3 separate regions of the Mus musculus genome follow, and regions 1 and 3 are each linked to region 2. A link is a loop called in an ENCODE intact Hi-C map of the cell type or tissue named here. Cell type or tissue: left cerebral cortex. All regions are shown on one strand. Links, peaks and the distances in the headings refer to the core of each region. The heading gives the core; the rest is flanking DNA.

Region 1 (10,689 bases), core at 2,242-7,241, 54 kb before region 2:
AAGTTCCTGTCCTCCCTACTTTTGATGATGAACTGCTTTATGGAAGCCTAAGCCAAATAAACCCTCTCCTCCCCAAGATGCTTTTGGTCATGGTGTTTCATCACAGTGATGGTAACTGTAAGACATACACATAAATTAAAAATAAAATAAATCAAGCTGGAGAGATGGCTCAGCAGTTAAGAGCACTGACTGCTCTGCCAGAGGTCCTGAGTTCAGTTCCCAGCAACCACATAATGGTTCACAACCATCTATAATGGGATCCGATGCCCTCTTCTGGTGGGTCTGAAGACAGCTGCACTGTACTCAAATGCATAAATAAACAAATAAATCTTTAAACTATATAAATAAAATCAAATAAACAATTTTTTAGAAAGCCCAATGAGCACATGTGGTTATAGGCTGGTTCTCAACTGTCCCCTGTGCTGCAAACAGTACAGTAATCCCAGAGATGGGACAAGGGCTGCTCGGAGGGACTTCAGCACAGACTTGTACTCCCTGTAGCGTTTGTCAAAGTGGGGTAAGCAGTAGCTCTGAGGATTTTGTGCTGTATCTGAAAAGAGTCTCATCTTACAGAGGTGTAGGACTTTTTGGGAAGAACAAAAGCAAAAACACAGTGGCTTTCCAATGAGCAAAGACTCAGTCACTGCTATGATGTTGCTGTGGGGAGGAGAGAGGAACCTGAGGGATCTATGGGTCTGGGCGATCCTGTTATTGTTGTTGCTTTTAATAATACTAGTAGTGGAGTCAGTATTGTGTGCTTTTCCCAAAGTGTTATATATTTTCACTCATTCGATTTTACGATATCCTCCTGACATTGGACAGCCTTGGGGATTCAATGAATTCTAATGAAACTGGGGCTCAGAAAAGAATTTCTGGCTACATAGGAGTCCAAAGGAAAATCAGGCTTGATTTTCAGACTATGTAATACTAAGAACGACTGCATCATGAGTATCCCAGCAGGCAGCCATGGCTCTCTATAAAGAGGAGACTCAACACCACATCCATCACCACAGCCATCATACCCACACCACAACCACCTCCCTCAGTAACACTACCATCATAACCATCACCTCCCAGAGAGTGATGAAAGGACTTTACAAAACTGTAGCTAGGGTCAAGGGAACCCATGCAGGGACAGTGATGAGTCAGCCAGAAGAAAGGGAGAAGAGCCCTTGCCACCCACGTGACAAGGAGGAGCCAAAAGAGCGGGCAAGATCTGGACCCACAGTAAGAGTTCTGCCTGTAGGAGAGGGTCACTAGGAGAGAGTTGGGAGAAGGGCAAGAACAGCTTCCTTCCTCTCATTCTCCCCACTCCTCCCACTTCCCGTTGGTCCTTCCTCCCACTCCTCCCACTTCCTGTTGGTGCCTTCCATTTGCCAAAAGCAACTGGATGCATTGAGTTGGTGAGATCAGCTTCCCACAGCCATAAGCCTGTGGATAAGAGTGCAGAGGAAATGGAAGCTATCCAACAATGACCTACCATGTACTCATGCCATGGCAGCAACTTCACCAGGGAGTTTACATGGTGGCTTCCTGTCACCTTAGTCCTCATCCTGTGCCGTGGCCATGGACTCTCAGCTGCTCAACTCTGGCATATGAAAAAAAATGAAGCCCTATTTTTCCTAGAATTTTATTTAATTTCTATGTAGAGCCTCCACTCTCATGGGTGGCAGAAGAAACCTTGTCTCCACCTGCATATTAGAGGTTTTTCATTTCGTTTTGTTGTTTTGTGTGGCACTAAGGATGGAAGTTAGTGCCTCCATCCACTGGGGTTTTGAATGACAACATAAGCACATAGTTTTACCCCAAGGATTCATGCTTGTTTACAGGGCTTCCATGAGGTAGAGTCAACATTCCCATGTCAACAGTAGCGTCTTTCAAGATGTCTTTGTTCTCATCTAGATTCTTGTCACTGGGTCAAGGTCATGATGACCTGCCTTACTTATATGACCGTTCTAGACTCTGTTCTCTTATAGTCTTCTAGAGAATCTATTGGCCATAATGTAAAGAAGGTGGTAATGGCCACATGATGGTGGAGGTGGATGTGGAAGAGGAGATGCAGGAATAGGCCACTGACTCGGGCTTTCCAAAGAAGCAGAAGAGAAGTGCCAAGTATTATGACTGACCTTGAAGAAACTCCCACATACGTCGATGGCCTGTGGGGTAAAAGCAATCAGAATAGAAAAAAACAAAACAAAACATGAGAGCCTTTGATCTGGTGAGCACCAGCCAAGGGAATATAAAATAAAAGCAGCGTACGTCCCAGGCATGGGGTAAGAATGTTCCATTTGTGCCCTTAAGTAACTCATGGGTGATTTATTGTATCTCCATTTAATTGTCTGATCTGGTCCCTGCAGAAGCCAGAAGGAACCACAAACTCAGCCAAATATGGTCCCATAGTGGCTTTGCAAGGGCCAATATCACTGCTCAGGCATGTGGCCTTTGATTTAATGAGTACATTCCTTTTCATGCCAATCAGCAAGGATCAGAAACATTTCACATTCACATGGAATAGACAATAATACACAATTACAGTTTTGCCTTGGTGCTATTTAGCTTACGTAGTTTCTGTCATAATAGAGTGGGGAAGTTTGGATCAGAGGGGCCACAGACCATCATATTGACCCATGTCATCTGATGTTTTGCTTTTCAGACAAGGCCTCTCGTTATGCAGCTCAGGATGGCCTGGAATTCCCTACATGGCCCTGACTGACCTCAAACACAGACAGTCCTCCTGCTCACCTTCCCAAGTACTGCGATTACAGGAGTGTGGCCCCCAACATGTCACCGATCCAATGCACTGATGGATCTTCCTGACTCAGCAGGATGAGGAAAGGGTAGGGGGCCTATGGAGGAACACATCATGTACATGTGCTCTTGGACATTTAGAACCCAGCATGTCATTATATCTCTGATGGGGACAGTGGCCAGGAGCAGAACCCAGCATGTCATTATATCTCTGATGGGGACAGTGACCAGGAGTAAGCTGCGCCAAAGAAAAACAGAATTGCTGCATCCCACTGGAGCTCCCATCGCAAAGGAACCACAGTATTCCACGGGGCTCCTGGGCTCCACAGCTAGAAATATGATTCAAGGTAACATGGAAGGCTGTTAACTTTGAGTGGCCCAGAGCAGGACTGGGTCTATCCCTGACTCAAGACTATGATGCAGCCCTTCTGCTTGGACCATGCAAATGAGCCAAACCTGTAGTGATGGAGGTGTTAGTGGTAGGGAGAATACATACCCGCCTTTTACCTAATGGTTCCTGCTGTGTTTTTAGTCCCCTGTAGGAAGGGAAAGGTTATCCATGGAATACCCCATGAGCTGGGTATGTACCAGGTGAGGGAAAGACACAAGGTCAAGTCTGAGCTGAAAGATGCGTTAGGAAAGTCATTTGAACAGGCATCAAAAAACCTGTGTGTGGTCGCTAACGCTGCCATCTTGAATTGATCTAGAATCAGCTGCAATATAAACGTCTGGGCATGTGCATGAAGGAATTTTGAGACTGGGCTAACTGCAGTGAGAAGCCTACCTTAAGCCTAGCCAGAAGCATTTCGTGGGCTAAGGCCCCAGACTGCGTGGAATGAGGAGAGTGAGCTGGCACAGAGTTCATCTCTCTCTGCTTCCTGACTGTGGCTGCAGTGTGGCCAGCTGCCTTCCCCACCATGATGGACTGCATACTTCAACTGTGAATCAACATAAACACTTCCTTCCTGAAGTTGCTTTTCTCAGGTACTTTATTACCGCCATGATCAAAGCAGCTAAGATGACATGGCACACCCACAGTTGTGCCAACAAGCTTCCCTTCCTGACAGCGTTTCTATGGCCATCCATTAGGTGGGAGCAAGCAGGGAGTCACAGAAGACTGGCTGAGGGATGAGGGAGGGCCTGAATTTGATTTGCAAATGGGTTGGCTTTGCTTATGGGTGCAAGCTGAAGCTGGAAGACAGTTGCTTTAGAGTAACACCAGTGAGTGGACCATTAGTGACCCTGGTGAGAAGTCCTCACTGTGGTGGGCATGCAAGCATTCAAAGAGCATCCCTATGATGCATTCTGTGTGTGTGTGTGTGTGTGTGTGTGTGTGTGTGTGTGTAGAAGGATGGAGATAGCAGATCTGGGAACTGGACCTATTCATAGCTGGAGCACATGCAAATGGGCACAGAGAACCCAGGTCTTGCATTCTGTTAATAACCAAGAAGCAATAATCATGCTATTAAATAACCAAGTAGGTAAAACGAACTCCCCCGTTGCGGCATGCGCCTGGAAACTGGCATCCCAAACACACAGACAGATGGCCGCAGAGGCAGAAGCTCCCACTCACCAAGCCCATGCCACCTTTGTGGACTGCGCTGTTCAGCTCTCCCTTCAGGAAAGAGCTTGCTGTTCTGTCACAAGGAACACAGTCGTGAGACAGACTGAGCACTCTGTGGTTCCTTGCAGCAACGTCCCAAGCCTGCAGTGACTGAGCCCAAGTGACATTTCTGAGCCTTCAGGACTGTTCAGACAGGGAATCTGTGCTCTACAACTGCCTTCTGGGCTGACCATGAGTCACTTCACAGAACCCTCCTGGCAACAGGGAGCTGCCACACCCATTTCTGCTCTCTGCCTTCCACCCTTGGCAGGTGTCACACCAGCTTGTCTTTTTCTGATCCCTTGATCCTTCACAGTATTATTCCCTAGGGAGCTGTCCCCCCCTCCCCCCTTCACTCTGTTTCTCAGAGGTCATGACACGATGCCCTGGGCCACGTGACCTGAGATTCCTTAGCAATGACATCAATAGGGCCAGCTGTTAACAGGTTCCATGGGGGTCATTGCTCAATCTTGTCCCGGAGACTAGCCCACATTCTGGTGTGCAAACGCCTTGACCTGTCAATGGGCCAGAGAGTTCCTTGCAGGGAAACTGTAATCAGATCTCAGACCCAGAGTCCAGGAGGCCCCTTGTGGGAGCAAATGTGATGTCTGATTCAGGAGGAGGAGGCAGCAGTGAGCCACAGGGAGCAGCCAGCTTTCTCGTTCGACACATCTTCACAGGAAATTCTGAGGATTCCGAGAATTCTAAATTTGAATCTGGCCTTTCAGGGTGTCAAGGTAGGTGGATGGAACATTATGTAACAGTGTCTTCGCTTGACTGATAATGCTCAAGTATTTATTTTAAACATTGAAGCATCTGAAAATGTTAGGAGTCGGCCTCGGAATTAGTTTCATTTGGGTCAGTGGGATGTAGTGACTGGTGTTAAAATCACTTCGGTTATCATAGCCTTCCTGCAGAAGGAAGAGCTTCTGTGAATTTTCCTGAGATCTGCCATGCCTTCTTACCAGGCATGGAGACAGTGTAGGACCTAAATGTCACAGTGAAATGACCAAAGTGGGGTCTAAAGTAAAACAACAAATCAGACATTCAGCCGGGCGTGGTGGCACACTCCTTTAATCCCAGCACTCGGGAGGCAGAAGCAGGCGGATTTCTGAGTTCCAGGCCAGCATGGTCTACAGAGTGAGTTCCAGACAGCCAGGGCTATACAGAGAAACCCTGTCTCGAAAAGCAAAAAAAAAAAAAAAAAACAAAAAAAAACAAAAAAAAAACCAAAAAAACCCAAATCAGACATTCGTGGAAAAGTCTTCCAATAAAGACATTGAAATGTAAGCAGGACATTTGTTCCTCGTGCATGTATCAAACCTCACAGAGCTGGGGGTGGGCAGAGGCAGCTCAGTGGCAGAGTGTCTCACATCTGCAGGTCTCTGGGTCCCACCTCCAGCACACCAAACAGAAAACAAACAAAAGCCCCCAACTTTCCAAGCCAACCAAGGCCAGATAGCAAGATCCTATCTCAAAAGCAAAAAGAAATGAATAAGACCCCTCGGTCTGGGATGTAGCTCAGTTGGCAGAGTGCTTGCCTAGCAAGCATGGAACCCTGGGTTCAATTCCCAGTTCCCTGTAAACTGAGCATGGTGCTGCAGACCTATCATCTTACCACTTATGAGGTGTAAGGTGTAGAATCAGAAATTCAAGGATATAGGATTTGAGACCAGCCTGGTGTACAAGAGACCCTGTCTCTAAATGTGTAAATAAACAAATAAAACAAAACTTCATAATTACTGATAATAAAAAACAAATTTTCTCCAGCCATCCTGATCAAGAGATTGAATTAATTTAATAATCTACATAAATTTTGCCTTATCATTATCATATGAAGAGGCTATCAGCTGTAAGCATCCAGTAATATAGTCCAATAACAGAGGCAAAAGTAAGGATACTGGAGAGATGGCTCAGTGGTTAAGTGCACTCATTACATTTTCAGAGGACCCAGGTTCAATTCCCAGCACCCACATAGGGTAGTTCACAACTGCCTGTAATGCTAGAAATGCTAGGGGGATCCAATGTCTTTTTCTGACTTTGTAGGCACTAAAACACAAGTGAGTGTACACACACACACACACACACACACACACACACACAATAATAGCCTGATATTGGCACATACCTTTAATTTCCAAACTCAGGAGGCAGCAGCTGGGGATCGCTGTAAGTCTGAGGCTGTTCTACATAGCAAATTCCAGACCAGTCAGAGTTATTTAGTGGCATCTTGTCTCAATAACAACAATAATAATTATTATCATCATTATCTAAAAAAGCACTTTTAAAAATAGTCATGTAAGATGGTTATAAACATGGTTGTTTATTTTGGATCTGTTTTTTTTTTTATCATTTTTTCATTTACTGCTGGGTGAGAGAGGCTAGCTGAAGAGTCCGTGAGCACCATGGTGTGCACGTGGAGACTTGAGGACAATCTTTCAGAGTCCATTGTCACCTCCCACCTTGGTTCTGAGGGAACTATCTCTCATATTCTTTCTGCTGCTCTGAGTATTCCAGGCTAGACCTAAAAGCTTCCAGGAGATTCTCCAGCCTCCCTCCTCCCATCTCATAGTAGGAGTGCAGGGATTACAGACATAACCTACCACATGTGACTTTCTGGAGGTTCCAGGGATCGAACTTAGGTCCTAACGCTTGCTCCTGCTGAGCCATCTCATTGATCCCGGATTTTCTCTTTATGCTGTAACTGCAATCTGTTGTGATGTCCCCTTAGAAAATACTCCTGTCAGGATTGGGATGTAGCCTCCTGGTAGAGAGTACTTGTCTAACAGTACTTGCCCTTCCCCAAAGAAATCCCTTTAATGTTGTATTACAAATGTGTCTCGTCTTTCGATTAAAGATCCCTCCACACTGACTAACTTCAGGCCTCACTGAACCTGGAATCATTCCTGAAAATCTTGTGGTTTGGAAGGTAGAGCGATTGATTGCCCCGGTTCACTGAAGTCAAGGGCTAGAGTTAAGTTGCTGACTCACTCTGAGTCTGGGTGGTTTTCTGCTAGATTCTGGGATCTCCAGGCGTCAGGACTGCCAGGCTGTGTGTGGACTCTCCCTTTACTCCTTCCTACTCTACAAATTCCCATAGGAAAAGCCAAAAGGGATCTCGCAAGGAGTCCTTGATGAGACAGCCTCTGCCAAGAGGGGGCTGGAGCATCCCGCTCTGCCACAGCCCACACAGGGAGGCTGCGGTAGAGAGACACAAACCAGAATCAAGTGACTCAAACAGACAGCTTCTTCAGGAGGAGCACATGACAGGTGCAGCCAGGAGTTCTGCATCCCAGAGTAGGACCCCAGTGAAACACTGGTGTGGCTCCCACATGATCAAGAGAGGCAACGGCAGACAGCGGTAGGATTTCATGTCTGCACTTCCGCGCTCCTGAAACAGCTCAGCTTTGCAAAGAAATGGCTTGACTGTGTTGAGCCAAGGCCACACCCAGGTTCAGGCTTGCTGCCAAGGGCCCTAACTGACCACTCATCTTTGGCGTTGGGCCTGTGGACACTCCTTTTGTTGATCAGGGCTCTTGAGAATTACAAAGCATTGCCTAACCTGTGTAAGCCCACAGATTCAATCCCCAGTACAGCAAACAAAATATATTTTGAAAGTAATAAAGTAAAATCATAAAAGCATTGCCTCTGGGAGCAAAGAGGACCTAAATGTCACTGAAGGCTGTGACTCTTAAAGGGGTGACCCTGACAAGGACAGTGAAGATGAAAATGGCGACAAAGGGCTAGAGACATGGCTCCACGATTAAGTACATGTACTGCTGTTGTAGAAGACCTGAGTTCAGTTCCCAGCATCTGTATCAGGTGGCCCACAATCACCTGTAACTCTAGCCCCAGGGACCTGATGCTCTCTTCTGGCCTTCAATGGTACTGGCACACACTTGCACATACCCACATATGTACACAAACATATTAAAATATAACAAGGGGCTGGAGAAATGACTCAGCAGTTAAGAGTACTTTATGCTCTTCCAGAGGACCAATGTTTGATTCTCAGAACTCATTTGGGGACTCAAAACCATTCACCTGTAACTCCAGTTCCAGGAGATCCGATGTTCTCCTCTGATATCCATAGCATGTGCAAGGTATATGGACATATATACAAGCAAAGCACCCAGACACATGAAATAAACTACAAATAATCAAATATAAACACATGTTCAATAAAAAGAAATTATTTTAAAAGCCTATCAATGAGGATATTAAGGTAGCTTTTTTCAAAAGCAAAGTGGATACAGTTTGAGAATTCCCATCTTGGCTAAAGTTGTATATTGTTTCACCAATGTTAAAATCTCTTTTGTAAATGATAGAGACTGTGATAATTCTGGCCAGCAGTTGGTGTTACCATGTGCTGGTGGACACTGGAAGTGTATCTCATTTAATCACTGTGAGAACCTTAAGAGATACACACTATTGTTAACCCAACCTTGCTTCTGAAGGAACTGAATTAGGGAGAGCCAGTTTGCCCCATCTCCATAGCAGCATGTCCTAAGTCAGGACTTGAACCCAGACAGTCTGGTTTTATCAGGCATATCCTTAACTGTCCCATCATTCTATTGGAGTAGACTACAGGTGGTCTTAGAATTCTTGCCTGCATCTCCCAGAAAAAAGGTCTAGGGGCTGGAGATGTAGGAATGGGGTTTTTGTCTTGTATGTGTAAGGCTCTGGATTCTATTAAAAAAAAACAAAAACAGGCATGGTGGCACCGACTATAATCCTAGCACTCCAGAAACAAAGGCAGGGGGACCAGAAGTTACTTCAAGGCCATCCTTGACTACATGATGAGTTCAAGGCCAACTTGGGTTCCATGAGGCCCTGTCTAAAATAATAAGAAATAGATTGCTGGGCGATGGTGGCACATGCCTTTAATTCCAGCACTTGGGAGGCAGAGAGAGGCAGATTTCTGAGTTCTAGGCCAGCCTGGTGTACAAAGTGAGTTCCAGGACAACCAGGGCTATACAGAGAAATCCTGTCTCGAAATCCCCCTCCCCCCCCCCAAAAAAAAAAGAAAGAAAGAAAGAAAGAGAGAGAGAGAGAGAGAGAGAGAGAAAGAAAGAAAGAAAGAAAGAAAGAAAGAAAGAAAGAAAGAAAGAAAGAAAGAAAGAAAGAAAGAAAGAAATAGACAGATTGAACCTAATGCTTTCTTCACAAACTGCAGTAACTGGGACATCTGGAGGCTTGAAAGCCACTAATGCAGCCCATTCAAAGTACAGGACTTTTAAGGGGATGAGGCAGGGATAACCCATTGTCATCTTGGCCAGATGGACACAGTGTTAGATAAAAAAGAAGACCTGCCTGGTGCACCTTCAGCATTTTCAAGACACTGGCATCTGGGGATTTCCCTTGGTGTAGACAATAGCTGACTTTAGGAATAAATTCTGAAAATAATTCCACCTGCATTCCCGGGGACATCCTGCCTTTGACAACGTACTTCTGTGCAGCCCCCTGAACACGGCCGCATTCATGCTCTGCTCAGTGGGAATTTCCAACACCAGGGCCTAGAAGCTCCACCTCCTCCCACTCAAGGACTGGGCTTCCAGGTTGGCTGTTTCCATGGTGAAGGTGAGAAGAAGAGAGAGGTTGGATCATTTCCATGGCAACTACGCAGGAGTGGTGGTTTCCTTGGCAACAGTGGGAAGGTAGAAGCAGCTGGGCTCAAAAGATCCCTCCCCCATCTCGGCTCTTCCACCACAAAGACCACATGGCAATAAAGACACATGCTCCTAAGGATAGAAGTGTTCCGTCTGGGCTCTGGAATCAGAAAGACTGTTTGGAATACATTATTTCATTATTTGTTTTCTCATTTATGAAATGGGCCCAATAATAGAAGCAGTTGAATTGGGTAATAAGAAGCATCAACACAAACTTGGGTATGTGTGAGCCAAGGTAAAGCCTTGTTATTGTGAAGTACCTAAGGACTACCACATAGCAATTACTGGTTTTGCTCAAATGCAGAGGGGAGCAAATCAGATTTTATGAAGCCATTCAAGAAACAAGGAGGCTGGGAGTCAGGAATCAAGTGAGTCTTCCTGAGTCTCGCTGGTCAGGAGCTGGTATTGTGGCTGAAAGCCAAGCACTGGGACTAACAATCCACTGTTCTTCTTCTTCTCCTCCTCCTCCTCTTCATTTTCTTCTTAAATTTTAATTTAATTTTATGTGTATGAATGTTTTGCCTTCATATATGTCTATATACCACATGCATGCCAAGTCTGTACCGAAAGATGCCAAGAGAGGGTGTAAGATCCCCTGGAACTGGGGTTATAGAAAGTTGTGAGCCACCATGTAGGTGCTGAGAATCTAATCTGGGACCTCTGGAGAAC
Region 2 (10,689 bases), core at 3,196-8,195:
TGTGTGAAGTAGGAGGTAGATATTTAGAATATACAGATTAATTGCTTTAAAACTTAATTTTTGTTTTGTTTTGCTTTTTACATTTTTTTATTTGTGGGTATTTAAGTAGGGAGCTGAGGAAAACTTTTGAGAGTTGATTCTCTCTTATTGTATGGATTTCAAGATCCACAGTTTGTCAGGCTAGGCAGTAGTGCTTATTCCTGCTTACTGAGCTATTTATAATATAAATAAATTTAATAAATGTTATAAGCTGGGCATGGTGGTGCACACCTTTAATATCAGCACTCAGAAAGCAGAGGCAGGTAGATCACTGAATTTGAGGTCTACAGAGTGAGTTCTAAGCCAGCCCCTACATAGTGAAATTTTGCCTTGAAAAATTGTTAGCTGGGCGTGGTGGCGCATGCCTTTGATCCCAGCACTCGGGAGGCAGAGATAGGCGGATTTCTGAGTTCAAGGCCAGCCTGGTCTACAAAGTGAGTTCCAGGACAGCCAGGGCTACACAGAGAAACCCTGTATCCAAAAAAAAAAAAAACCCTCAAAAAATTGTTATAAGCAATTAGTGTTAAGTCATTGTAAGGACTTTTTCTCTTCTTTTTCTCTTGTTTCTCTTGGGTTGATAATGAGGGTAGAATTGCTGTGTCATAGGATATATGTATATTTGTTTTTTAGGAAATGACCAGATCATTTTAAAGTAGTTAAACATTTTATATTTTACTCTAGTGCCAACAACACAGGAGGGAAGATTCCAGTTATTCCACAGCGTTCCTAACATTAGAAAAAAAAAAAAAAGCCCTCCTGTTGTGGGTAATAGCTCATTGTGTTGTATTTGCATATCCTGATGACTACCACACATACTGGCTATTTATATATAAATATATGTGAATCATCTGTTAGAGTATATGCCCTTTTGAAAAGTTGGGCTGTCATACAAGTTTTTATGTGCTAGACATAGAAATGAATTTGTATACAAAGGGAATGCTGTGAAAATTGTCTTGTGTTTTTTCTCAGTCTGTGGTATGCCTGTTTTTAACCAGTTTAAAAGATGGTTATTGCTTTTTTCTGCCCAAGTTATTGTTGCCTAGACCTATGGTATCGAAATACCTTTTTTTGTTTTTATTCTAGAATGTTTATGATTTAACATTTATATATAGGTCTAGGATACATTTTACCTAGTTTAGTGTGTGGTGTGAGTTAGGGATTGAAGCTGATTTTCTTTTTTCCTCCACATGATTAGTTACTCAGACTACTTAGCAGTATTATTATCATTATTATTATTATTACCATTACTATTCTACTACTACTATTTTGAGAAAAGTATTTTTTCTTTTTTACAGAGTTGCTTATCATCTTTGCCAAAAATCTGTTTACTAGTAGACTTTTGTGTGTTTTCTTAATAGTCATCTTCAGATACTTAGTCATGGTTATGTTGTCTAACCAAGCTTTGTTTGAAACTCATTTCTTTTTAGTTTTATCTGTGGAAATGGGCAGCCAGCCAACCATGACTGGTAAGATAAAAAGCATCTTAGATTTAAAAATTATTCTGTACTGGCTGCTCATGAAGAGGGTAATTGGGGAAGAGAAAGTTGATGGCTCAGTTCAACATTATAGGCCCAGGATGACATGTCATTGAAAATCCAGGGAACTGGTGGGGTGACTCAGTTGGTAGAGGTGTGTGCTACCAAGCCTGGCTAGTGACCTTGAGTTTGATTGCTGGGACCCACAGGGTGAACAAAGAAATGACTCCTACGAGTCGTCTTTTGATCTGTACATGTGCACTGTGGCACATTTACACAAGAAATGTAAACAGAACGAGACAAAAAACCACAGCCCACAAAAGCATACTTATCAGTAGTGGGCTAGCTTATATATTACATGAAGTTTAATATATAAATTAGTATCCAGTCATGGTGGCTGTCTGTTCTTTATCCATGCTGGGAGCTGCTCTTGTTGCATCCGTGCTTTTCTTATCCTTCAAAGTGATTACTTCAATGTAGATGTTCTTAGACGGTCTGCAGTTGGCTTGTTTTAAGTGACCTTCATTTATCTTTCTGGAGAGGTCTGTTCACATTGGCTAGTCTCATTCTCATATTCTCTCTTTCTCTTTCATATTAGGGTTGCTTTTTGGTTCATTGGTGTTAACTCTTTTGGAGAATATTTCTAAGGACTTTATGCTTGTTTTCCAGGCATCTAAAATGCTTTACAACTGGTCATTTTATATTTAATGCCTATTTTACTTTATTCTGTAAAAGATTTTTGAACAACTTTAGTTATGATGTATGTGATAGGAAATTTACTTTTAAGGGGTTACAGATTGGGAACTAGTTTCCAGCACTTCATTATTGAGGTTAACCTTTAGCTCTGGAGATGAGAAGCAAGCCTGTTTTAATACTTGAGTAAATGGTGATGAGGAAGTCTTACAGTGTTAAAGTATTGTCTTTTTTATATTTCCTAGCCTTTGAGGTTATTTATTTAATTTACTTATTACTGTTGAAGTCAAGAGCTCACCTTATAGCTGCCTGGTCTTTGTAGCCCACGCTGTCCCTTAACTCATGAACCTCCTGCTCCAGCCTTCTAAATGCTGGGGCTACAGGCTTGGGGGAACAACACTTGGCTTGTGAGTTTATTTTTACTTAATGCATAAAAGGTAAACTGTATTAGGATATAGACATTTTTGTATGTTCCTTAGCTATTTGTTGAATAAAAAAAAATAATTCAGTTTAAGTGATAAGAGTAATATCTTTAAAGGTATGGTCCCTCTAGAAGTGATAATACAATAGACCCCAAGTATTTTGATATGTTCTTGTCATTTGGACATAGTCTATTCATAAGAAGGAATATAGGCAAACATCTGTATGCTGAGAAGATAGGTTTGGAAGGTTAGAACAGTTGGTCTCCTAGGAAAAGTAATTGTAATGTAGACATTTTCTAGATTGTACTGAAACAGTGTGTTTAATGAGAGATAAAAGCTAATTTTGTTCTGTATTTTAGGTGAATTTAAGACTATGTGGGCTAAACAGCTTTTAATCATTTGTGTGTCATCTGTTCCCTTGCCCTAGCTTCTAGTTAATCAATCTAGTTCCACGTGGAGCCCAGTGATTTTAGTCAGCTTTTCATGATCAAGAACAGATGAAAAAAATGGTGGTATGTTTCAGGTTAACCCTCAAAACAGTATGTATATTGGCTGTTAGTAATCAAGAAATATTTGCTTATTAACAAAATTAAAATAAAAATCAGAGGCACGAGAGATTTTGTTCAAGAATGCAAGTGTCTCCCAGCACTAGGGATGCATAGACGGACAGGTCACTGAGTTTTAGACCAGCCTGGTTTACAAAGTGAGTTCCAGGACAGCCAGAGCCATACAGAGAACCCCAATTTCAAAAAACCCAGAAAGAGAGGGAAAAAAATCTGGATGTCATTACAAGTTATAATGAAAGTCTCTATTGAAAAAATTTCAGATAGTAAGCATATTATAAAATAACTTTATTATATTTTATATTTATTTGTGGGTATGTGTATATGTTTTTGACACTCAGAAGTCAGAGGACAGTTTTTGAGTCTCTCCTTCCTTCAGGGATCAAGCTCAGGTTGTCAGACATGCCAGCAGGTGCTTTTACACACTCAACCATTTTGTCAAGTCCATGATTACTAACATTTTTATTTAACTTTTATCTATTTAATGTTTATAATGTTTCTTTTTTAAATAAATGTAATTTGCTTGTTCTATTATACTTAAAATAGTTACAGAAATGAGTTTTGAGTTACTCTTTCTGTTAGTGGTGTTCAATTAGAGAAGGGGAGTAATATATAATACTCTATTTGCTTGTGTATCCTTCATAATAATGGGTTAAATATATAAATATAATTTGCAGGCATAGACAGTGTGCATACTTCTATCTCTTATTTGTTCTTAGAATCAGGTCTGAAATTAAAGTCTGGCTGAGGGACAGATGTTAAATGATACCATTGTTTGCTAGCTTTTCAAGTTCTTTGTATTTTCATCAGGATTGTTTTGGGGGTAGCCCTGGCAATCCTGGAACTCTTGTAGAGACCAGGCTGGCCTTGAAATCACAGAGATCCAACTGCCTCTGTGTCTTGAGTGCTGGGAATAAAAGCTTCATTGAGGTATACGTTATATGCTGTAAATTCATCCATTTTACATCTGCAATTTAATTAAACTGTCACCTTAACATGTTCTCATTACCTCTAAAATTCTTTTTTCTTCTTCTTCTTCTTCTTTTTTTTTTTTTTTTTGGTTTTTGGTTTTTTTCGAGACAGGGTTTCTCTGTGTAGCTCTTGCTGTCCTGGAACTCACTCTGTAGACCAGGCTGGCCTCGAACTCAGAAATCCGCCTGCCTCTGCCTCCCAAGTGCTGGGATTAAAGGCATGCGCCACCACGCTGGGTTACCTCAAAAATTCTATTGTTTAGGTTCTCAGTCTTGACTCCAGTGCTAGCTCTGGATCTGTATCTATAAGTTTGAATTTTTTAAAAAAACAAATTCTACATAAATAGTAGAATACATACAGTGTATTAGTTACTTTTCTGTTGCTGTGATAAAACACTATGACAAAGGTAACTTGTAGAGGCAAGTTTATTTTAGCTCACTGTCCCAGGGGGATAAGAGTACATCATGGCAAAGGAGGCATGGTAGTAAGTGGCAGGCATGGAAGCAGGAGCAGCAAGGTGAGAGAGCTCACATCCCCAACCACAGACAAGAATAAGGAGAACAAACTGGAAGTAGTGTGAGGCTTTTTACTCTCAAAGCTTACTCCCAATAACGTACTTCTTCTAGCAAGACTCCACCTCCTAAAGCTTCCCCAAATAGCACCACCACCTGCGGTTGTTCAAATATCCACACTTGTGAGGGACATTTCTATTTTAAACTGTCACACACAATATGCCATCATTGCATCTGGCTTCTTTCCCCAGTATAATGTTTTTAGTTAGGTTCATCTGTATTGTAGCATGTGCTAGCATTTTGTTCTTTAGTATTGCTGAATGGTGTTATTGTATGAATTATATTCATTTTGTTTATGAATTTATCATAGTTGAGGACATGTTTTTATTTCTCTTGGATAGGTTCCAAAGAATGAGATTGTAGGGTCATGTGGTAGTTTATGCTTAATTTTGAAAAGCTGCCAATATTTTCTAAAATGGCCATACAATTTCATAGTCTTTCCATCAATGAATGATAGTACTTGCAGTGTACTTTATTAATAACAAATGAATTTTAGTTGTGTCCTTTCTTTAAGAAAGAGAGAAAGAGTGAGTTTCTTCCTGTGTTGCCTAGGTTGACCTTGAACTCCTGGACTCAAGTAATCCTCTGGCCTCAGCCTCTGGTATAGCTAGGACAAAGGGCATGTTTTACCATGTCTTGATTGCTCTTCTCTTTTGATTTTTAGTAGTGTACCATGGTGTGCTGTATATATTTAAATTGTTTTTATGTAAGGAGATGCTAATCAAGTAATGAGAGGTTCCCCCTCCTTCACATGAGAATCTTAGTTAACAAGCATTTATTTTTTTTAATGAACTTCGTTATGGAGCCTTTCACTTCTGAGTAATGAAATTCTTGTTGAACTTTGTAAATTCTTGTAGGAGTGACTCAACTAGTTGGGTTTTTTTTTTTTTTTTGAGACAGGGTCTCACTATGTAGCCCAGGCTGGCCCCAAACTGTTTTTCCTTAGCATCCTCAGTTCTAGGATCACAGTCAACGTACCAGCATATTTTGTTCAATTATTTTTAAACAAAATATTTTGAGGACTCTGATGTAAGCATAGTCTTTCCAACTTTTTTGGATTTTTGTTTTGGGTTCATGTTTTAATTTCATTTTAAACTGTTGTTAGGAATAAGTTTATAAACAGTCTGTCATCTTGACCACAGTTAGAGTGCTATAACTTTCTTTTCTGCATACAGATTAGAAACAACTCTTTTTTTTTTTTTTAAGATTGATTTATTTATTATATGTAAGTACACTGTAGCTATCTTCAGACACACCAGAAGAGGGAGTCAGATCTCATTACGGATGGTAGTGAGCCACCATATGGTTGCTGGGATTTGAACTCAGGACCTTTGGAAGAGCAGTCGGGTGCTCTTACCTGCTGAGCCATCTCACCAGCTCCTAGAAACAACTCTTATTGTCACTCTAATAACTAGTTTTCTTTAGAGTTATGATAACTGTCATGATGTAACTGTTGCATTGGTTTTGTCTTTGAATACTCTGAAAATTCGCATAACATGTCCACTCTTGTTCACAGGTGGCATTGCATGCTGATTTGTAGGTTTATATTATTTGGACATTTTTCAGTATTCTCAGATGATTCCTTATTTGAAAATTCTTTTTTTGTTTGTTTTTGTTTTTTGTTTTTTCGAGACAGGGTTTCTTTGTGTAGCCCTGGCTGTTCTGGAAACCACTCTGTAGACCAGGCTGGCCTTGAACTCAGAAATCCGCCTGCCTCTGCTTCCCAAGTGCTGGGATCAAAGGTGTGCGCCACCATGCCCTGCTTCCTTATTTGAAAATTCTATATTTGCATAGGACTTTAGTATTTTGTCTTTTGTTTAATCATACCTCATCTAGAAGCCATACTTTTAATTGCTTAAGGTTTTTATTAAATATATTATAATTGTTTGAGGTTTTTATTAAATATTAATATTTTTATTAAATATGACCCTTGCTTTTATTAAGATTCAGAGGGAAATTTTAGCAAATTCTTTATTTAGATTTTTTCTTTTATGTTAAACTCATGTTAAAATTACTTTTGGTTGTAGTGTTTTTGTTTTTAAGACTATTCAGAGATATCCTCTGCCTCTCAAGTACTGAGTTTAAAGGAGTGCATTGTGAGTGTGCTGTATATATTTAAATTGCTTTAATGTAAGGAGATGCTAATCAAGTAATGAAGAGAGTCGTCCCCCCCCCCACACACACACGAGAGTCGTAGTTAACAAGCATTAATTTTTTAAAAAATAAACTTTGTTATGGAGCCATTTACTTCTGAGTAATGAAAGAGTCTTGCAGAACGGTGTAAACTGGTAGAAGCAGAGTTGGCTTGTGTGTGTGTGTGTGTGTGTGTGTGTGTGTGTGTGTGTATGTGTCCCTGTGTCCTGCGTGTGTGTGTGTGTATCAAAAATATAAAATACATTAGCATAGTTGGCTTGAACTGATTCTTTCAAGAGCTACTGAAAATGAATTTTGGTATGTTGAATTCTTACAAAAGCGTCTAAAGTATGAAATATGGGGATCCTACCGTGAACAACCTCTCTTGGGGATTCTCCCTTTAGAGACCCTCCTGAGGAGATCCCCCCAGCCCTCTGTCAGGTCTCCAGAGGTAGCCAGGACTTTGCATTAAAGGAACATTTCTAGTGGTAGTGATGAAAGTGGCCTAAGGAATAAGATGAGAGGCACTATGGATAATTTTTTTCCCTTGTACTAAGTGAAAAAAAATCAGACACAGGTGTTTAAGATCTTTTCAGAAGACAGACTTGTGTATGTGTCTGACATATAGAAGGATGCCAGGGTCATCACGTTTTGCCTTTTAGGACTCTCTACAAATCAGATTAAGGCTAGCCAGATTCTCTGCTTTCTCTCTGTTCCTTCTTCCTCCCTTAATTTGCTGGGTTTTCTTTCCTTTTAAAGGAAGCATAAGTGTAAAATAGAAAAAGAGATATTGTGATAAGATATACAAAATAAAAAAATGTATCATTATACCTTACCCAAGTTTAAAGATACTGTGTAAAAACGTATTGTAAGTTAAAAACTTACATTAATTTATATGTGTGTGTACACATGAGTGATTATGTGTAGGACACACATGCCACGGTGCATTTGTGGAAATCAGCACAACCTTTGGAAGTTTTTTTTTTTTTTTTCTTTTTTTTTCTTTCAGGCCTTGAACTCAGGTCTTCAGGCTTGGTGGCCAGTGCCTTCATTGCATGAGCCACCTCAGTGGTCTCAAATGTATAACTTTGTTATGAGACAGAGGGTGACCTTGAACTTCTGATTTTTTTTTTTTTAATTCTGTTTATTCTTTTCCTCTTGACAGAATTTCATGTATCCTAGGCTGGCCTAAACTTGCAAATGATGACCTTGAACATTTGTTCTCCTCCCCTCCCCCCCCCCCTTCTCCAAGCCTTGAGATTACACAGGCCTGTGCCATCATGCCCCATTGATGCAGTGCCAGAGACTGAAGCCAGGGCTTTGTCCATGTTAATAAGCAAGTATTCTACTAACAGAACTATAGCCTAAGCTCAAAACACGTAACTGTGATATTTCACATTTAATAATTAGGAAAGTGAAAAATAATGGTAGTCATAGTTACTGAGTCAGCTTAATTCATGAGGAAAAACCCAACTAGAAATTTAAATTTTAATTTATGCTCCTTCAAATTATAGTTCCTAAAGCAATGTGTTCTGTGTCTATCTTGTAATTATGCCTATATTTAAAAAACAGAAGTTTTCAAACATTCTTTTGTGGTAACAGCAGAGGCAGGTGGATCTCTAAGTTTAGGATAGCCTGGTCTACAGAGTGAGTTCTAGGACAGCCAGGTCTATACAAATAACCTGTCTCAAAAACAAACATTAAACCAAAACAACAACAAAAAGGAAGCAAAAATAAAGTGTAAAATACAATCCTTATTTTTAAAACAATTTTGATTTTACATACAAAGCAGCTTTTGAGTCATTGGCTGTACCAAGCAATACAGAGAGTGCTCTTTATATTTTTTAAAAAAGATTTATTTATTTATTATGTGTACAGTGTTCTCCCTGCGTGTATGCCTGCAGGCCAGAAGAGGGCACCAGATCTCACTATAGATGGTTATGAGCCATCATGTGGTTGCTGAGAATTGAACTCAGGACCTCTGGAAGAACAGCCAATACTCTCCAGCCTGCTGTTTAGATTTTTTAAATGTACTTTTGAAATTGGTTCCCCATGTTTTTTAGTCCTCAAAGTCATTTAATACTTTAGTTTTTGTTATTAAGGAATATGTATATATTATCTTGTAGAAATTTGAGATACATATTGGAAATTAAAAAAAAAAAGTATTGAAGCTAGAGAGATGGTTCAGCAGTTAAGAGCACTGCCCACTCTTCCAGAAGTCCTGAGTTCAATTCCCAGCAACCACATGGTTGCTCATGACTATAGTGTGATCTGATGCCCTCTTCTGGCATGCAGGTGTACATGCAGATAGAGCACTTATATACATAACATAAGTAAATCTTTTTTAAAAAGTGTCAATTCTTTTTAAACATTTGTATGAGTGTTGTGTATGCAAGTATGTTTGTAAACCACATATGTGCCTGCTGCCCTTGGAATTCAGAAGAATTCCCGGAATTGGAGTTACTGGTAGTTCTGAACTGTCATGTTGGTAGGAAGTAGCCATTGAACCTGGGTCCTGTGGAAGAATAGTCAGTGCTTCTAATAGCTGAGCCATCTCCAGTCCATGTATATTAATTTTTGAGATAATGATTATATAACTTGGAGGAGAGTGGCAACCTGATTTTTGTATTTAACATTTGAGCTACCATGGCTAGTAAAGCTGCATACACTTCTGGCCAATGTGTAATTAGTGTTTATGAAGTACTCAGCTGGCACAGTAAAATAAGCTTTATAGTTGCTAACCGTTGATTTGGAGGATATAGCTGAATTGGTAGAGTGCTTGCCTAGCATTCACTTAAGAATGGGCTTAAACCCCAGCACCACATAAAATCTGCACAGAGGGTGAACCTTAGCACTCAAGAGGCCAAGGTAGAAAGATCAGAAGTTCAAAGTCATCTTTGGCTCTGTAGTAAGTTTGAGGTTGGGCTGGGCTCTGTGAGATACTGTCTCAAAAGAAAACAAACAATAAAGCCCCAAATACTTAACTTTTTTCGTTTTTATAGCCTGTCTACATAGAGACTTCCAGGCTAATTAGTACTACATAGTAAGACGCTGTCTCAGAAAATAATCAATACAATAATGATGATGATGATGAAAAATATGATTTGAAAAACAAGAGAAGACTGTAAAGTTGCAAAGTTTGGAGACTTTCTGGAAAACAAGTTATTTTCCATATGTAAGACATCTCCATAATAGGAGAACAGATGATAAAATTAAGGCTAAATTTAGAGCTAAGAAAAAGAAACTAGCTCAAAATTGATTTATGATAGTTTTTTTTTTCATGAGAAAAGTTATAGAATTCTGTAATTTTAAGAAATTCTACCACTCCCCCCAGAGGAATTTTTGGAAATTTTTGTCTCGAGATTCTGTGAGTAAGCCTCTTGCCACTATGCTTTAATATTTTTAGGAACAGGTTTCTTCAGTTCGATTTAGCAAACCCTCAAAAGCAAAACAAACATTTAAAAAAATTACAAAAGCAATACATGCCTGTTAAAAATTTTAAGAAATGTAATATATAACCTTTTGTCTGTGGCCCGTGTTATTGAGGCAGTAGACTGTGATACTAGTGCATCCCTCTTGCTGTTTGCATTTAATAGCATTATTTTTCTTTTAATCTCATGCATATAAAATCATGACTGTTTTCCCAGATAGTCTCATCGTGTAGTATTTTTGTTTTAAAAAGAGCATTATTATTAACTCTGCATGTGTGTGTGTGCACCTGTGTGCCTGAAGGTGCACATGAGCCATAGTATGTGTGAGTCAATTCTTTCCTTCCACCCTGTGGGTCCTATGGATTGAACTAAGGTCATCAAGCTTTGCA
Region 3 (10,689 bases), core at 2,536-7,535, 68 kb before region 2:
GGGCTGCCTGACAGTGGTGTCTATGAAGGTGGCAACCTCAGCTCTTCACACTGTTCCAAAGCTCTGTGCCAAGAACACAAGCCTACCAGCGTTTAAGCTGGACGTGTCTCAACTCAGAACCACAGTGCTCAGAAATGCAGTGGCCATGCATTTAGGGGCTGGGAAGTGTGCCCAGGCATTTTTTTTTTTTTTTTTTTTTTTTTTAGCATACCAGTCAGTCAGGAAGCTCGGCACCTATCACTCTGTAGGTGGAAGCAAAACAACCATTCACCCTATATCAGATGAGTACCCTCTCTGCACATTTGTGATATGTGGCTAGCTCCTGGAGGCAGCTGGAGGGCCAAACAATAAGCAGAAATCCAAACACAACAAAATTAATTAGGAGGGGGCCGGTTTCAGATTTTCCCCAGAGTTACGTGGGATTGCTTCTTCTAAGTGTCTGTTGTTGCTTATGGCTAATTCATTCATAAAGACAACAAGGACTGAGTGTGAAGCCCAAAGGTGGGTCCATTCATCTTTTCACTGGGTTTTTTTTATTCCCCCTGTAAGTTAACAAGTCTTCTTTCAGAATGTCTTTGCTCCTCTTATGGTAAAAAGTACACAGATTTCTAAACTCTGCTCTAGGGCAAGTCCTTGATTCCACAGTGACAATAGGGGACGGAGAGGGGAAGCTGGTTAGTGCTCTGTGGTACCAGCTCGTGCATAACAATCATTTCAAGAGTTAGTGGCCCAGCAGTGATATTGTGACTTTTGCTTGCTCTGATTTCTTTATTATTGTGGGGGTGGTACTGGGTGCATGTAGGTGTGGGTGGGTGTGGAGGTGACAACTTTGAGGAGAATGGGTTTCAGGGATTGAACGAAGGTCCCAGGCTTGCACAGCAAACACCCTTACCTGCTGAACCTTCTCGCCAGCCTTGGTTTTTGGGGGTTTTGTTGTTGTTGTTGTTGTTTTGGGGTTTGTTTGTTTTTTTTGAAACAGGGTAGCCCAGGCTGGCCCTAAACTAAGAGGCAGTTTTTTCACCTGAACCTCCCAAATATGAAGATTACAGGCATGCGCCTCTATACCCAGCTATATAACTTTCTTGAAAGACCAGCGTTGTGGAGTCAGAGTGCAGACTGTTCTGCTGTTGCCCAGGATCAGAAAGAGGGAGCACAGGAAACGTTGCTGGCTTCGAATGAGCAGCTTCAGAGCCTCATGATGATGGGAACATTGCACTGCCAAGCCTGATAGCCTGAGCTCTAGGCTGAGCACCCGCATTGCCGAAAGAGACTGATTCTTTTTCTCTTTTCTTTTTACATTTTAAAAAAAGATTATATATATATATATATATATATATATATATGCAAGAAGAGAGCATCAGGTTACATTACAGACGGATGTGAGCCCTCATGTAGTAGCTGAGAATTGAACTCAGGACTTCTGGAAGAGAAGCCAGTGCTCTTAACCGCTGAGCCATCTCTCCAGCCCATCTCAGATCTCCACAAATACACCATGGAGTGCACATGTGTTGCAAGGATGGACATACGCAAAAAATAAATAAGCAAGTAAATAAAAAGTTAGATGGATTCAGTAAACAATCATAATTTTATTTTTCAATAATTATATAATTAAATATTTTAAATAATTATTTAATAAATAAGTTTGTAGGTAGTGTGTATTCCGAAGTAAAAGTATAAAATGGCTAAAGAAAAACGGTGTAAAAAGAATTTTTCAGGAGTCTGGGGCTGTAGCACAACTGAATTCTTGTACAGTGCCCTAGGTTTGATCCTTGGTACCACATAAATGGCACGGTGGGTCATCCCTGTAATCCCAGCAAGACAGGAGGCTCAGAATTTGATGGTTGGACTGGGAGATGGCTCAGTAGAAACAGCACTTACCTCACAAGTGTGAAGACCAGATCTCAGCTCTCCAGAGCCCACGTCATAAAGAGGATAAAGCAGTGGAGTGTCCATCTGTAACCAACCCCAGTGCACCTACAGCAAGAAGGGAGCCCGAGACAGGAGACTCCCCTAAAGCTTGTAGGCCAGCAAACCTGGCATACACAGTGGTGGACAGCAGAAGACCCTGCATCAAACAAGGGGGGAGGTAAGGGCCAACCTACAGCCAAGGTTGACCTCTGACTCATGCCTGCACTTCCACTACACACACCTACTAAGGTTCACCATTCAGAGTTGGCATCCCTCGCCCACATTCCTCCGCGTCCAGGCCTGGCCCTCTAGTCCTCCTCAGGATTGTTTAACTGCTGACTACAGTGTACAAGCAGAAGATCATGAGAATGTGACGATGGGAGACTGATCAATAAGCTTTCAGATTTCCTTTGTGAGTGAGGATTTGCTTCCGTCTTTTCCCTAACCACGAGCCCATGAGCTGAGAAAGCTGGGGAGTCAGGACTTGAACCCTGGAGAGCAGCGGGGGCAGCCAGTGCTCATAGTGCTTAGAGTCAGGCATCCAGTCTCCCTATGTTAGAAAGCATCTCGCGTCCTGGCTATTTCCCAAGTAACTCTGGTTGATAGGTGATAATATTAGAGTAAATGAAAAGTCGTTCGTCTCTGGTGGAAAAATCAGTCTTCAAAGGAATAATAAAATGTTGTTCTGCTAAGCCTCCTTAAATGTGTTTCCATTGAACCATGCGATGACTTATTCAATCACAGGCTGATGAATGAAAAGAAAGGCCGTGACTATGACTTGATGTTGAACCAAGGCAAGACACCACTTGCCAGTTTCCCAAAGGAGCCAAACATCGTGTCCAGGACGTGACAAAGGTCTTTCTACTAATAGCGTTAGCCAGAAATACCCTCACCTCCTTAGCTGTCTGAAGATAGGCTCCATTTCACAGCCGACTTAGGAATTCTGTTTGTCAGTCTTCAAGACACATTTATAATCATTTAGAGTCAATCTCATTGCACCGCTTCGCTGAGGCACAGCCGGGTTTTGATGCTGAGAGTTAAGCTACAGCTGGGGTTGTAGCTTCCTGGGATGGTGCTTGTCCAGCGTTCATGAGGCTATGAGTACCATGTTCTGAGCCAGAAAAAAAAAAAAAAGACTAAGGGAGGAAAGCTGGCTCGGGGTAAATATATCCTGTTTAGACAGGTACTTAATGCAGTTTCAGGCTACAGTGCAACCGTGCATTCCACAGCTGTTAAAGCCATATCTAATTACAATCACCACCCGCACTGATCAGCGCCTTGTTCTGCGGCAGCCAGCGAGTGGACCGATTCCATCTTCTCTGTCAGGTAAGGACCACCCACCGGTCCTCTGTAGAAAGGAGGAGGCCGGGCTCTGGAGGGTGAACAAGGTGTTGCCCAGGGCTTCGTGGCTGAGGAAGACTGGGCCACAGTGTGCACTCCCAAGCAGGCAGTGTAATCCACAAGCCCACACTCATGCCCTTGGAAAACTGACCTCTAGTCAGGTTGGAGTTATAACCCCTTAGAGGGAGTCTTAATTTTCCGACAAGTGCTTCATGAGCGGGGATGGATATGATCTCTAACTGGGATGCCTGTGCCACCCAGCCCACTCCTCTGACCACTTTTCCATCCTTTAACCAGTACTGTGGGTACAGGTTAGGTACGGTGAGGACAGGTGACAAGAAGAGATGTATCAATGGTCTTAGGAACCCCCAACCATAAATTTATCTTTGTTACCAACAATTTATAACATAATGTTGCTGCTGATAGGTGTCTCAGTTCCTAAGACCGTCAGAAATCTGTGTTTCCCATGGTTGAGACCCAGAGTTGACCACCACTGACTGACAGCTTGACTTCAGGAGTCTGGAATGCTCATGTATTAGCATTAATTCTGAACAAGAGCACTTGATTTGACATGTTTTGAGTGAATCACAGAAAGTAATATGCCACAGCTCAGAGGCAGGCAGCTCATTGGTAGAGCACTTGTCTCATATATATGAGGTCTTAGGTTCGATCCCTGAGACCACAAAGAAAGACTGCCACCAAGAACGTACAAAGTCATCATTAATGCTTGAAATATGGTATTTTTATGGATTAATATTTAACAGCATCTCAGAAGGTAGGATTCTCAGGACCTTGTGAAAATATACTATAATACAGTTTTGTTTTTTAAAAGTTAAAGCAAGGAGGGATGGAATGGGGGGGGTCAGTTACAAAGGTGAGACCAGGAAGGGGACATTTGAAATGTAAATAAATAAACCAAAAAGAAAAAAATGTTAAAGTAATTGGGGCAAAGGCTAAAGAAGGACAGAAATTAACATGAGGGGGTGAGGGGTGAGCCCCAGAGGGCATTCTGTGCATATGTCATTCATTGCAGTTTGGTCTAAAAATAACCAACACCACCACTTTTTTATGGGAAACATCCTCTCTTTGTCATCGATGGACCCTCTTGTCCCTTTTGCACTTGATCCTTTCTGGCCAGCATTAGGAAAGGTTAGTGATACTGTTCTTTGTCTGCAGGGAGGGGAGGTAGGGGTTATTTTTGTGTTTTGTTTTCCTCTGAGAAGCTACCTAACACAGCAGCTGGGATAATGAACAGTCACTTGAGCTTTTTAAAACAAATGACCATGAGGAACAGTTGAGGATTCATTTGTCAAGCCGAGTTGGAACGTCTTCTGTGGGCAAGCTCATGTTTCCAATTTGGGACGCGTAGCAATCAGCTGCGGAGCGTCTCATATCCGCTTGACGTCAGCACTGAGCCCTGTGGTATCTTTAGTAGCTCACTGTGCACAGTGACACCAAGGAATGAGCTGTCTCCTGGAAAACAGCTTGTTTGACATATGTTTATGCAGCTACAACTTGGCAGTGATATCAGAACTCTCTTCTAGAAATTTCTATCACCGCTACACACAATGGACAAATCTGAAAGAGAGAGTTTCTGTTTCCTAATGGCCCTCCCTTTCCTGTGAGGATCATGAGCTACACCCTCATGTAACCGCAACCTGGGCTATACAAACATTGACAGCATTCCTTCCATCAGCATCAAATAGATGAGCTGAACATATAGAAGGAAAAATAAAATGCCCCAGTGCAGAGCCGAATTCTGTTTTACACAAAATGTCCGTAGTTTTCATTTTGTCTTGCTGTACAAATGAAAACATCAAATACACCAGGCACAAAATGTTAAAATCAATACTATTTTGCTTTTAGTGAATTTGGGGTCTATGTGTATTACAGAGATTATATATGTATATATGTGTATATATATATATATAGTGTGTGTAGTGTGTGTATGTGTGTATGTATATACACATATATAGAGATCTTATACACATACATGTAAACATATGTACATATATTGTGTGTTGTATGTGTATGTATGTGTTTTTGTATATATATGCACATATAGAGAGATTTTACATATATGTGCATATATATATACATATATTGTGTGGTGTGTGTGTGCTCAAGTGCACAAGTGTGTGAAGCAGTTACATGAGTGCAAAAGCACGTATGTGGGCATTCTCTTGAAACTGCAGGAGGACCTCAAGTATCCACTGATTGGGGCTGTAAGGTGCAGGTATGAGATCTAGCTTGCAAGCTTCCAGGATCCGCTCTTGCTGTCCCCACCTCCTTGGCACTGGGATCACAAGTGGATTGTACCTGCCTTTTGCACGGGTGTTGGGGATTGAACTCAACTCCTTACACTCATGTTGCAAGCACTTCATCTACTGAGCTATTCCCCAACTCACCATTTTTTAAAAATCCATTTTATGGGACTGCAGGGATAGCCCTGTATTGTACTTGCTTTGTGTCTCATTACCTCTGTTCCTTAAGCTCTGGGGAGATAAGGTCTCAGTCTGCCTTGGTCTCTTGGCCTTATCTAGAAAGCCTAAAATTACTTCTATCTAGAAGTGTAGAGACTGTACCACATCACCATGTCTATCACGATATTGAGTGGATGAATGAATGCATTAACAAACTAGTGTATAAAACTCAGGGCAAGCCAGGCCAGTAAGATGGCTCACCAGTTAAAGCTGTTTGTTGCCAAGCCTAACAAACTGAATTTGATTCTCAGAACCTACACGGTAGAAGGGAAAAACCCCAAGTTGTTCTCTGACCTTAATATGTGCAACATGGTACTAGTACACACACACACACACACACACACACACACACACACACACACACACACACACTAAATAGATGTAAGAAAAACAAAAAATAAAAATTGGGACAGTGCAAAATTTATTAGACTGACTACAGCAAGGACACACATGCTTTTGGCACGGGGCTTGGGTTGAAGCAATTTCAGCTGCGATGAATTTAGCAAAGAGCTGCATTGCTCATAATGGTTTTTAATGTTTTCGTGCTGAGAATGCACTGTGTCTTAGTTTCCTTTACTGTTGATGTGATAAAGCAATTCCCGGGAGAAGGGAGTTATTGTGGATTGCAGTCAGAGCTGCAGGAGCTGAAGCATTTGGCCACATTGAATCACAATCAGAAAACAAGTGACAAGGGCTGGGTATGGTGGCACACATGGGTTGTTTTGGTTTTGATTTTGTTTTTCAAATTTTTATTGGATTTTTCTTCATTTACATGTCAAATGTTATTCCCTTTCCCGGTTCTCCACTCCCTGGAAACTCCCTATCCCACCCCCACCCCCGCTTCTATGAGGGTGCTCCCCCACCCACTCCCACCTCCCCATCCTGGCATTCCCCTACATTGGAGCATCGAGTGGCACACGTTTAATTCCAGCACTTAGGAGACACAGGCTGGCAGATCTTTATGAGTGCAAGACCAGCCAGGTCTGCATGGTGAGTTCTAGGATGGCCAGGACTACATAAAGAGACCCTGTCTCAAAAGGAAAAGAAGGAAGGGAGGGAAGGAAGGAAAGGGGGTGGGGGGTGTAAAAGTATCTTTTATTTGCCTGATGTCTTCTCAGAGGTTTACTGCCTCTATCCGCTAACCTAGGCCTAGTCTTGGGAGTTTCTAGCCTCCATACAGTCTTATCTAGACCTAGAATGTTTTATCTCTGAGGCTAATTGCTGAATAAGCTCACCCTTTCTAGCTCTTTCTGAACTCTAGCTGGCTGGCTCAACACAGCTGTTCTGGCTCAAAACTCTTCTCCAAGCTGACTGCTTCAATCTGGCTTCACTCAGCTTCTGACTGGATTGCTCTGCTTGGCCTAATACTAACTTTAGCAATATAGTCTACTCTTCTGACTCCTTCTTGTTCTGTGAATCATCTTATCTTCACCTGTGTCTAGTTTGTTCTCTCTCTGCAACCTGTCTCTTCGTCACTTCAGAACTTGCAGAATGGTAGATCACTTCGAAGCAGCTTATCTGCAAATTGCCACGTAGAGTCTCTCCAGCATCTATTCCACAGTGGATAGACAGGAATGCTCAGGAAGGAGTGAGCACTGATGGCAAATTCTGAATCTCTTCAGTAAACCCAAGAGAAATTGAAGAAATTGGCTATTTCTCCAAATGGAGTAGATTAAATAGGTCACTGGATAGTCAGCCAAGAGGCTTCCTTACTGCTAAGAAATTCAAAGATTCTTAAGACCCAAAACCTCAAGTGATTGATTACATTGGCTTTGTACAGTCCGGATAAGACAGAACTTTACCTAACTCTGGGATCACTTTCTCTTCATGTGCAGATTTGGACATCCCTTTCAACCGCGTCAAAGGGCGTGGCCAAGGTGGTGGCTCCAGCATTTACCTCATCTATGAGCTGCTGGAGCGCTTCAAGGGATGAGTCCTACAGACCCAAAGCTGTGGGATCTCCAAGCCACAAGCAACAACAGGAGATCTGAGAGGAGTCTTGGTGAGGATCCAGTACTGATGGTGTAGCAGAAGCCAGAGGCCTCGAACCAGGCCAAAGACTCATGGCAGTGAACATTTGCAAGTACAGATGTGTGGACAAAAGGATATACTGTGGGACACACTGTGACACACTACAACTTCTACAATGAGATTTTTGTTTTGTTTATTTTATTTATTGTACTTTATCTTTTATTTTACTTTAACAGACTGAAAGGTATGGGGAGATGAATGAGATTTGAGGTGCAATGATGTGAAACTCACAAAGAATCAAGAAAAAAAAATATCCATAAGATCAGGCTGTTGGCAAGTCTGTAGAGCAATTTATTAGTTAGTGATTGATGGGGAAGGGCAAGGCCTACTGTGGGAGATGCTATTCCTGGGCACATGGTCCTGGGTTCTATAAGAAAGCTGACTGAGGAAGCCATGAAAAGCAAGATGAACCCCTGCATGGCCTCTGCTTCAGTTCCTGCCTTCAGGTTCCTGCCCTGAGTTCTTGCCCTGACTTCCCTCAAAGATGGGCTGGAAACTGTGAATTGACATAAACTCTCTCCTCCACAAGTTGCTTTTTTCATCATGGTGTTTTAACACAGCAAAGGAGGAGCAAACTAGAATAGCTTGTGTTGTTACAGCAGTGTAAATAGCTCAAGGAAGGAATGACTGAGTGAGCAAGTTTGCCCTGAGAATCCCTGCCCTGAGGCTGCTTTACAGCTGTGGAGGGCCTAAGCCAAGGTTAATACAGCCAGTCCTAGACTAAAACAGAGAATGGCCACCTCTCAAAATGTGGGCTTAACAGGGCTTATAGGAGCGCACAGAGACTGAAGCAGCAATTGTGGAGCCTGCATGGGTCTTCACTAGGCCTTCTGCATATATGTTATGGTTGTTAGCTTGGAGTTTCTGAGGAACTCCTAACAGTGAGAGTGGGGGTGTCTCTGACTCTTTTGCCTGCTCTTCTAGTGTATACAGTATACTCATAGACATTAAATTAATTAATTTTACAAAGCACCTCAGAAATAGTTGTAAATGTCTATAGTCTTGACATTCCAATGAGAAGGGCACATCAGCTGATTGGGCTAAAAACAAGAGTCAAGATCCAACTATTGGGGCTGGAGAGTTGTCTCGGAATTTAGGAGTGCTTGCTGCTCTTTCAAAGGACCCCAGTTCTCAAGATCACATCAGGCAGTTAGCCACCATCTGAAACTCTGGGTCTGGAGGATCCAATGACACCTCCTGGCCTCTATGGGTATGCACACTCTGATACACATAGATAAAAATAATAAAAACAAATCTTTTTTAAAATCCAACTATTAAGTAGTTTCCTTGACATTCAACCATCAGGAATACACACAAAACAGTAGGCTCTAATGCACTATGACTTGGCCTTGGGGAAGATAGTAGATTTGAGATAGTTTCTAGAACCTTAAAAAGCCATGGAGATGTAGCCCAGATGGTAGTGTGCCTGGCTGGCTGGAACCCTGGTCCATGCCCAAGCTCTTCTTAAACTGGGTACGGTGAGATATGCCTGTCATCCTAGCTCTGGAGAGGTGGGGGTGGGGGACCAGAATCGCAAGGCTATCCACAGCTACACAGTGAGACAGATGTTAGCCTAGGTTAAAAGCCTATCTCCAATAGAAATCTGTCCCAACACGGTTCAGGCTTTTGAGCTGCAAAGCTGGATTTGCGCCTCGGGAACAATCTATGGTGACTCATCGGAAAGGCTCTCTCTCCAGGCCCTTATCAGCAGCTGAGTCACTAATTTGCTTAGACTGACAAATTGGACCTTGTCCCCTTCCCAGGCTTTTCTTTGCATGTGCCCCACCACTGCCAGATCATGGCTCACCCAAGAGACAAATGCCCAGAATTTGTTTTTGTCACACTTGTCTCCTTTTGGCTCAACTCTTTCCCTACACTATATGGCTAAAAATAGTTGAAAGCAAAGTCTGTAAATTCAGGGGTCTATCTCAGGGCTCAGACTTACAGGGTTGAGTTTCTCTCTCAGCTCCAACTTGGCTTTCTTAGCTAGCCAGGAACTAAGGCTGTTTGCTGAACTTGCATGCTATCTTTGATACTTTTCCTTCTAAGCCAACAAAAGAGTAGGGAAACACGAGGTGGCTATTTAAGAATGCAACCCTATGCCTCAGCTCTGTCCCATCCCTCCAGAGAGGCCTGCTTCTCTTTACTTTAACCCAGCAGTTCTCAACCTGTGACTCACAACTCAAAAGACCATCAGAAAATACAGATATTTACATTACAATTCACAACGGTAGCAAAATTACAAATTTAAAGTAGCAATGAAAATAATTTTATGGTTGGGGTCCCAACACAGGGGAACTGTATTCAAGGGTCATAGGCGGCTGAGGGTGACTGCTTTAACCTGTATCTGCAAAGAGAAGCAATCCTTCCTCTCTTTCCCATCTCTCACCTTCCTCACTTCCAAAGGCTTGCCATGTCAAATGCCAAGTTCAAGGCCCAGACTCAAAGCAGACACTTTTAGCAAGTACTTCTTTCAAAGTCCTCTGCACATTAGTTTTTCTGATTATTAGGAAGCAGTCTCAGGGCTGTGAAGATGATAGCCCAGTTGGTAAAATGCATGCTACACAGCAAGCATGATGACTTGACCTCAGACCCTGGGAACCTATAGAAAAGCCAGATACAGCAGTACACATTTGTAAACCCACGCTTGAAAAAACAGAGAGACAGAAGAACCCATGGAGCTCATTGGCTAACCAGTCTAGTCAGTTGGGAAATCCCAGTTTAAAGAAGAAACCCAACCTCAAAAAAATAAGATAGAGGGGCTGGAGAAATGGTTCAGCAGATAAGAACACTGGCTGCTCTTTCAGAGGACCCAGGTGATAGACCACAATCATCTGTAATTCTGACTCTAGTTAAAGGGGATCTTAGGCCCTCCTTCTCTCTCTTCTCTCTCTCTCTCTCTCTCTCTCTCTCTCTCTCTCTCTCT

The links. Peaks named below come from ENCODE experiments on the same cell type or tissue, not always from the same donor. Only the 100,000 strongest peaks of a DNase experiment are listed, where the experiment ranks them.
Region 1: a loop joins it to region 2, with 4 times the contacts of the local background. A loop is called at or near these places in 10 of 42 quality-filtered maps.
Region 3: a loop joins it to region 2, with 4 times the contacts of the local background. A loop is called at or near these places in 12 of 42 quality-filtered maps.

The regions. Positions count from the first base shown.
Region 1 is chr12:16,846,208-16,856,896 of GRCm38, forward strand. It overlaps Gm36495 (a long non-coding RNA gene), which reads right to left and starts at 4,728. Exons shown (of 2, transcript XR_381304.3): 1 at 4,322-4,728. In left cerebral cortex, for the core only: a CTCF peak has its summit at 4,980; DNase peaks (open chromatin) are centred at 3,800, 4,381 and 5,051; H3K27ac peaks cover 3,116 bases.
Region 2 is chr12:16,899,335-16,910,023 of GRCm38, forward strand. All of the region lies in intron 1 of Rock2 (Rho-associated coiled-coil containing protein kinase 2), which reads left to right. Among named protein-coding and RNA genes, the nearest start is that of Rock2, 9.7 kb to the left of the region's middle. In left cerebral cortex, for the core only: a CTCF peak has its summit at 5,989 (motif pointing right); a DNase peak (open chromatin) is centred at 4,833.
Region 3 is chr12:16,831,741-16,842,429 of GRCm38, forward strand. No RefSeq gene overlaps it. Among named protein-coding and RNA genes, the nearest start is that of Gm36495, 14 kb to the right of the region's middle. In left cerebral cortex, for the core only: a CTCF peak has its summit at 4,637; DNase peaks (open chromatin) are centred at 4,659 and 6,211; H3K27ac peaks cover 1,651 bases.